Linked DNA regions of Homo sapiens: region 1 is linked to region 2. Evidence: read pairs that join two places in POLR2A ChIA-PET (ENCODE). Cell type or tissue: OCI-LY7. All regions are shown on one strand. Each heading gives the region's core, and the rest is flanking DNA. Links, peaks and the distances in the headings are about the cores only.

Region 1 (4,392 bases), core at 322-4,321, 82 kb before region 2:
CTGTAACCTCAGGTTAGAACCTTTGGTCCTGCCCTGCTCCAAACAAAGTAGGCCCACTTTGAGTATAGTTGCAAGGCTGGTTGTTACAGCAGTCCCCACCCTGGCAAAATCCTCTTGCTGACGGAGCTGAAGGGACAGCTGAGAATGGGAGTGTCCCCAGGCAAGATGCCACAGATTCCCACTGTTATTACAAAAGTTCAGCAGTTACTCAAACATAAACGCTTCTCAGGTTTTTTTCATCCAGGTTGGGGTGCAGTGATCAGAGCTCAATTCAGCTTCAAATTCCTAGCCTCAAGTAATCCTTCTACCTCAGCCTCCTGAGTAGCTGTGACTACAGGCATGTGCCACCACTACCTGGTTAATTTTTTTATTTTTATTTTTTGTGAAGATGGGAGTCTCACTATGTTGCCCAGGCTGGTCTCAGACTCCTGGCCTCAAGTGATCCTCCCACCTTGGCCTCCCAAAGTGCTGGGATTACAGGTGTGAGCCACCGTGCCTGGCTGTTTCTCAGATTATTACATGCCTTTGGTCAATTTTCAGAGTGCCAGAAATGGTCATTTTTGTCAATTTTTTCCACCTTTGTAATTTTTTTTAGGGAAAGAATTTGCCCACCTCTTCACACTGCCATAGCTGGACGTTTCACCCTCCTCAATAAACAAGTGATGAATAAGTGAATAAACCCCTTGTAATTTGTGTTCTGTCTTGACCACTGTACTGAAACTGTCTTATCAAAAATTATCATTTACTTCCCAGGCACTAAAACAGGCTCTGAGTAAGACAGGCCTGGGCTGAATTATAGCTCTGCCACTTAGTCACTGTGTACTTGATGAGTATATTTATCTTCTCCAAGTCTTGTTTTTTTTCTGTTAAATAGCTAAAATAATACCTGGGGTGTTATTATAAAGTTATTATAAGGAAGGTGTGGTCTGAGCAAGCATCTGGGAGGATGCTTCAGAGTCCTTTCCCAACATAGTATTTGTCAGGAGGTCTGAGCTCCTGTTCAGACTGTGAGTCTGGGATGGCCTTCAATCTCATTTTCCATCCTTACACACAGTGGAGACATGACTGGTGGGAATGCAGGGATAAGATCATGAAAACTCTTTGATATTATATCCATTAGACACAACTATAAGGTATTATTATGCCTTATTATGATGTACTTTGTGAACTCTAAAGAATCCCCTCTCTGGGATCATGCCATTGAACTCCAGCCTGGGCAACAAGAATGAAACTCCATCTCAAAAGAAAAAAAAAAATACCTCTCTGGGAAAATTTGGTCATAATAGAATTTCTAAAAATAGGGAAGCTACTCAAATTACTTCCCTTAACTTCCTTCTTCCCTGGACATTTGAACATTTTGAAGATACCGTAGATATCTTCAAAAGACCACGACTATAGATGTAAATTCTTCTTAATCACAAGCTTTCCCATTTTTAGATGTTTCTTCTAAGAAGACATAGTCTCCCAAATCAGAAGGGAAACATCCATTTTGTGGTAAAAGATGGAGAAGGAGAAACATGACCAAACAATGTGTGGAATTTGAAAATGAAAATACTGTGGTGAGTGGTGAGGCCATTTAGAGCCCCATTTAGGGCCTTGCTGAAAATTCAGCTGTTTCTGCAGGCAATACATGTTTTAAAGCAGATTTTTTTTTCTTTTTTTTTTTTTTTTGAGACAGAGTCTCACTCTGTCACCAAGGCTGGAGTGCAGTGGCACAATCTCGGCTCACTGCAACCTCCACCTCCTGGGTTCAAGTGATTATCGTGCCTCAGCCTCCCGAGTAGCTGGGATTACAGGTGCCCGCCACCACACCCAGGTAATTTTTAAATTATTTGTAGATACGGGATCTCGCTGTGTGGCCCAGACTGGTCTTGACATCCTGACAGCAAGAGATCCTCCCACCTTGGTCTCCCAAAGCACTGGGATTATAGGCACGAGCCACCATGCCTGGCCTAAAGTTTTTCTTTTAATGAGATAGTATTACAAGTCTCAATTTCCAGGTTCTAAACCACCAAATGTACCCTTTCCTTAAAGGGAACTGCCTGAGAATGGTTTGCAATGAGCTGATTTTTCTTTTCCAGCCTCCCCTTCCCAAGTCCTCTTAGCCTTCACAGCAAAAAGATTGAGGCTGTAGTGAACCATGATTGCACCACTGCACTCCAGCCTGGGCGATAGAGCAAGACTCTGTCTCAAAATAAATAAATAGATAAAATAATAAAAATCAAAAACAAAAAGCTATCCCTTAGCCATCCTGAACTATGCTATGTGCGATGTTCCCAAGCAAAGGGATAATTGGAGAAGCATCATGACTGACGGAGGAGCTCCTGAGAGCCAAGTAAGAAGCACTCACAGGGTAGCACCTGATTTCTTTTTTTTTCTGGAGATGGAGTCTCACACTGTCACCCAGGCTGTAGGGCAGTGGTGCAATCTTGGCTCACTGCAACCTCTGTCTCCCAGATTCAACCAATTCTCCCGCCTTAGCTTGGCTAGTAGCTGGGACTCCAGGCGCGCGCCACCAGCTATTTTTTGTATTTTTAGTAGAGATGGGGTTTTCTCCATGTTGGCCAGGCTGGTCTTGAACTCCTGACCTCAGGTGATCCGCCCACCTTGTCCTCCCAAAGTGCTAGGATTACAGGCATGAGCCACCGCAACCAGCCTGCACCTTATTTCATCTTAACAAATTCACGGCAAGCTTCTTAGAATTGGAAGTCACGACCGGGCACGGTGGTTCACACCTGTAATCCCAGCACTTCCAGAGGCTGAGGCAGGCAGATTACTTGAGCCTAGAAGTTCGAGACCAGCCCGAGCAACATGTCAAAAACCCTGTCTCTATTAAAAATACAAAAATTAGCTGGGTGTGGTGGTGCATGCGCCTGTAGTCCCAGCTACTCAGGCCACTAAGGTGGGAGGATCAGCTTGAGCCTGGGAGGCAGAGGTTGCAGTGAGCTGAGATCACACCATTGCACTGCAGCTTGGGCAACAGAGTAAGACCCTGTCTCAAAACAACAACAACAGAATTAGAAGTCACAGATGAGCCAGGCGCGGTAGCTCATACCTGTATTCCCAGCACTTTGGGAGGCCGAGGCAGGAGGATTGCTTGAGACTAGGAGTTTGAGAACAGCCTGGGCAACACAGGGAGACCCTGTCTGTATAAATAACAACAACAACAAAAAAATTAGCTGGAAATTAGCTGGGTGTGGTGGTGTGCACCTTCAGTCCCAGCTACTCGGGAGGCTGAGGTGGGAGGATTGCTTGAACCTGGGGATTTGAGGCTGCAGTGAGCTAGGATTGTGCCACTGCACTCCAGCCTGAGTGACAGAGCAAGACCCCATCTCAACACAAAACAAAACAAAAACACACACAACACAAAACAAAAAAACAAAATAACTCCATTTGACTGATTGGTTTGGCCATGGGGACTGGTTTTGCTAGTTAAGTAATATTTTCTACAAATGGAAGGAGCTAGATCTGTGGCTCCAAACCACATTTTTTTCCTCATGCCACCTTGTCTAAGAAGGCTGTAAACTTTTGGCCGGGTGCAGTGGCTCACACCTGTAATCCCAGAACTTTGGGAGGCCAAGACAGGTGAATTGCTTGAGGCCAGGAGTACAAAACCAGCCTGGCCAACATGGTGAAACCCCATCTCTACCAAAAATACAAAAAATTAGCCAGGTGTGGTGGCGGGCACCTGTAATCCCAGTTACTCGGGAGGCTGAGGCAGGAGAATCACTTGAATCCAGGAGGCGGAGGCTGCAGTGGGCTGAGATCACGCCACTGCACTCCAGCCTGGGCAACAAGAATGAAATTCTGTCTCAAAAAAAAAAAAAAAGAAAGAAAGAAGGCTCTAAGTTTTGATGAAAATATGTATAAAGGCTGGGCACAGTGGCTCACACCTGTAATCCTAGCACTTTGGGAGGCTGAGGTGAGCGGATTGCCCAAGCTCAGGAGTTCGTGACCAGCCTGGGCAACATAGTAAAACCCAATCTCTACTAAAATACAAAAAATTAGCCGGGCGTGTCGGCGTGCGCCTGTAGTCCCAGCTACTTGGGAGGCTGAGGCAGGAGAATTGCTTGAATCCGGGAGGCAGAGGTTGCAGTGAGCTGAGATCGCGCCATTGCACTCCAGCCTGGGGGCAGAGCGAGACTCTCAAAAAAGGAAGGAAGGAAGGAAGAAAGGAAGGGAGGAAGGAAGGCAGGGAGGGAGGGAGGGAGGGGAGGAAAATATGTGTAAAGCATTTATCATACACCAGAAATTGCATGAATTGTAACTATTTCAAGTTCTGATGACCACTGCCTTAAACTCACACTCACATCATAATCACCCCATCTTACCTCCTGTCAGTCCCTTCAGGCTGAAGCAAACCACATTCATGCTCCTTGTCACTCTTCCAGG
Region 2 (4,392 bases), core at 219-4,218:
GGCCACCTGTAATCCCAGCTACTCAGGAGGCTGAGGCAGGAGAATTACTTGAACCCGGGAGGCAGAGGTTGCAGTGAGCCGCGATCACATCATTGCACTCCAGCCTGGGCGAAAAAGCGAGACTGCGTTTCAAGAAAAAAAAAAAAAAATTAGCTGGGCACGGTGGCACACCTGTAATCTCAGCTACTGGGGAGGCTGAGGCAGGAGAACTGCTTGAACGCAGGAGGTGAAGGTTGCAGTGAGCCAAGATCGCAACACTGCACTCCAGCCTGGGCAACAAGAGCTAAACGCCGTCTCAAAAAAAAAAGTCTGACTTACCATTTTTTTTCTTTTGTTGCTTGTGCTTTTGGTGTCATATCTAAGAAAGCATTACCTAATCAAAAGTAATAAAGATTTATCTCTGTTTTCTTCTTCTGAGTTTTATAGTTTTAGCTCTTATATTTAGGTCTTTGATCCATTTTAATTTTTGTGTATGGTGTGAGGTAGGAGTCTGTATTAATTTCTCAGAGCTGCTTTTAAACCACAAACTGAGTGGCTTAAAACAAAAGAAATGTATTGCCTCATAGTTCTGTAGGCTAGAAGTTTGAAATCAAGGCGTTGGCAAGTTTGGTTCCTACCAGAGGCTCTGAGGGAGAATCTGTCCCATGCCTCTCTTCTAGCTTCTGCTGGTGCTGACAATCCTTGGCATTCCTTACTTACCTTGTAGACACCACTACAATTTCTGCCTGTGTTGCTACCGGGCATTCTCACTATGTTTCTGTGTCTTCACATGGCCTTCTTATAAGGACAGTCATTAGATTTAGGGCCCACTCTAATCCAGTAATTCCCCATCTTAACTAACTACATTTGCAAAGATTCTATTTCTAAAGAGGGCCACATTCTGAGGTTGTAAGTGGACACTGAATGTTGGATAGGGTGACACTATTCACACAGCAGAGTCCAACTACATTCCTTTGCATGTGAATATCCAGTTGTCCCAGCACCATTTGTAGAAAAGACTATCCTTTGGAGCACCTTGTTACAGCCTAGCAAGGGTGGAAGTCTAGGCTCCCCACTCAGTCTTGGTGATACAGGTAGGGGTAGGGTCACAGTTCTTTCTGTAGCACTTGGCTGGAGTACAGGAGTTGTTATATAAAGTTTGCTGTCTTGCTAGATTTTCCCTTTCCTGGTTCTTTGGCTAGTGAGAGAAGGTTTTCGTTTTTTGTCTCACCCTTCGGCATTTTTGGATTGTCAGCTTCTTCAGTTCCAAGGCTTCGAGATGTAAGGTAGGAAGAAAACCCAGGAAACTCATCACTATGTTGTTCCTTGGACCCCCAAGATCCCTAGCTTGTCTGCTGCCTTCTCTCCATCTTTCAGTCTTTTTTTTTTTTTCTTTTTGAGACAGAGTCTCACTCTTTTGCCCAGGCTGGAGTGTAGTGGTGCGATCTTGGCTCACTGCAACCTCCACCTCCTGGGTTCAAGCAATTCTGCCTCAGCCTCCTGAGTAGCTGGAATTACAGGCACACGCCACCATGTATGGCTAATTTTGTATTTTTAGTAGAGATGGGGTTTCACCATATTGGCCAGGCTAGTCTTTAACTACTGACCTCAAGAGATCCACCTGCCTCAGCCTTTCAAAGTGCTGGGATTACAGGCATGAACCATCACGCCCGGCTTTTCTTTCAGTCTTCTTATGTTTGTTTTATATATAATGTCCAGGGTTTTTAGTTGTATTTAGTGGGAGGAATTTAGGAAGTATGTCTACTCCACCTTCCCAGTGCACTTAATTTATAGGGCAATTTAAGTAGAATTAGCATCTTTGTAATCTGATACCTCCAAATAATACGTGATATATCTCTCAGTACATTAATCATAATATCTTCATAATATCTCTCAATAAAGATACTATTTTCTTGCAGATGTCTTGTTCTTTTGTTGTTATTGTTGTTGGTGTTAGTGTGAAAGAAAATAGAATCTTGGGACCCCAAACTCACTATGCCAAAGGGACATTAAGCTTGAGAGCTGAATTACTGCATTCCTTTTGTTACCAGATAGCTGTAATTTCACAATCCTGTACCATAGCCTCATTTCCTCTACTTCCCCTTTTCACATGTAAAATGTCAATTTACTGAGGCTAATCAGAGCCTCACAAGAATGTAACAATTCGCCTCACTACCTACCCTACCTCCCGTTTTCCCCCTCCTGCTTGCTCTTTCTCCTTTAAATAATGAAGTTCCCTGCCAGGTATGGTGGCTCACACCTGTAATCCCAGCACTTTGGGAAGCCAAGGTGGACGGATCACCTGAGGTCAGGAGTTCAAGACCAGCCTTGCCAACGTGGTGAAACCCTGTCTAAAGGGGGTTTTGGGAATTCTTAAATTCTAATCGTTTATATGTAAATTTTGCGGACAATTTTTGCATACATGTCATGATGTTACCAGTGGAGGGTGTCCAGGTCCCTGGTGTCTTAAACAAAGATTTGGACAAAATGTACAAAGTAAGGAAAGAATGAAGCAACAAAAGCAGAGATTTGTTGAAAATGAAAGTACACTCCACAGGGTGGGAGCAGGCCAAACATAGGGGCTCAAGGGCTCAGTTACAGAATTTTCCTGGGTTTAGGGTGTGGTGGCTCATGCCTGTAATCCCAGCACTTTGGGAGGCCAAGGTGGGCAGATCACCTGAGGTTGGGAATTCAAGGCCAGCCTCACCAACACAGAGAAACCCTGTCTCTACTAAAAAATACAAAAATTAGCCAGGCATGGCCCGTGGTGGGTGCCTGTAACCCCGGCTACTCAGGAGGCTGAGGCAGGAGAATCTCTTGAACCCAGGAGGCGGAGGGTGCAGTGAACTGAGATCGCACCATTGCACTCCAGCCTGGGTGTCAGAGTGAGACTCTGTCTCAAAAAAAAAAAAAAAAAAAGAAAGAAAGGAAGAAAAAAGAATTTTCTGGGGTTTACATCCCCTCTAGAGGTTCCCACTGGTTACTTGGTGTACGCCCTATGTAAATGAGGAGGATATTTTTTGTCATAGCTGAAGTGTTTTCATTTTCATTTGATTTAGTTCTAGGAAGTCCTTAGGTTCCCTGCCTCTAGTCCCTATTCTCCTGCCTCAGTGAGTGGTGCAAGGTTAGAGATAAGCAGGTCCTTGCATGTTTGTGTCTTTCCACAGTGTCAGGCTTTTACTGATGCTATTGCAATCACAAAAGCCAGGAGCTACACGGAGTTCCCAAGGGGGCAATCTCCTTAGTACTGTTACAGTAGGTAGTTAGACAGGCAAGAGCAGGGCAGGAGAGGGCTCCCTGCACCCACCAGGAATGTCAGGTGACCAATGGTCAGGCAGTTGTCACACTACCTATCTAAAATAATTGGTCACAGCCAGTACCAGGGAGAGGCAGTTTCCCAACAGATAAACACCTGAAATTGGTAATCAGCAGCTTCCGTAAGATCTAAGGAACTGGGCGAGTGGGCTCGAGCATGCACATTAAGAGGCAAAATGGAGGCATATGACCTTCCAGGGCATTCCACCAGAAAAGGGAAGAAAACCTCAGGTGAATATGTTTACAACTCCAGTAAACACACTGCGCATGCTCACCTGCCAGGCGTTAGTAGGCCACTGTGCATGTGGGCAGCTCACCCTAAGGCAAGAATGAAGGGAAAGGGGCACAAAATACTAGAAGTAGACCAGCATATGAAATCCAAGGTCTGGACCGGGCCCAGTGGCTCATGCCTATAATCCCAGCACTTTGGGAGGCCAAGGAGGGTGGATCATTTGAGGTCAGGAGTTCAAGACCAGCCCGGCCAATATGGTGAAGCCCTGTCTCTATTAAAAATACAAAAATTAGGGCTGGGCACGGTGGCTCACGCCTGTAATCCTAACACTTTGGGAGGCTGAGGTGGGCGGATCACGAGGTCAGGAGATGGAGACCATCCTGGTTAACATGGTGAAACCCGGTCTCTACTAAAAATACAAAAAATTAGCCAGGCGTGGTGGCAGGTGCCTGTAGTCCCAGCTACTCAGGAGGCTGAGGCAGGAGAATGGTGTGAACCCGGGAGACGGAGCTTGCAGTGAGCCAAGATCGCGCCACTGCACTCCAGCCTGGGCAACAGAGCGAGACTCCATCTCAAAAAAAAAAAAATACAAAAATGAGCCAGAGCACAGTGGCTCACACCTGTAATCCCAGCACTTTGCAAGGCCGAGGCAGGCGGATCATGAGGTCAGGAGATCAAGACCATCCTGGCTAACACGGTGAAACCTCATCTCTACTAAAAATACAAAAAAAAATTAGCCAAGGGTGGTGGCGGGTGCCTGTACTCCCAGCTACTTGGGAGGCTGAGGCAGGAGAATGGCATGAACCCCAGAGGCAGAGCTTGCAGTGAGCCAAGATCGTGCCATTGCACTCCAGCCTGGGCAACAG

What was found. ChIA-PET counts read pairs that join two places held together with the same protein. Peaks named below come from ENCODE experiments on the same cell type or tissue, not always from the same donor. Only the 100,000 strongest peaks of a DNase experiment are listed, where the experiment ranks them.
Region 1: POLR2A ChIA-PET joins it to region 2 with 5 read pairs; 7 of 35 experiments call an interaction of 5 or more read pairs at or near these places.

What each region holds. Positions count from the first base shown.
Region 1 is chr12:49,241,429-49,245,820 of GRCh38, reverse strand. It overlaps a transcript of TUBA1C not described here. Among named protein-coding and RNA genes, the nearest start is that of TUBA1C, 21 kb to the left of the region's middle. In OCI-LY7, for the core only: no CTCF peak of the experiment used is centred there; no DNase peak of the experiment used is centred there.
Region 2 is chr12:49,159,310-49,163,701 of GRCh38, reverse strand. No RefSeq gene overlaps it. Among named protein-coding and RNA genes, the nearest start is that of TUBA1A, 28 kb to the left of the region's middle. In OCI-LY7, for the core only: no CTCF peak of the experiment used is centred there; a DNase peak (open chromatin) is centred at 2,081; H3K4me3 peaks cover 1,122 bases; H3K27ac peaks cover 385 bases.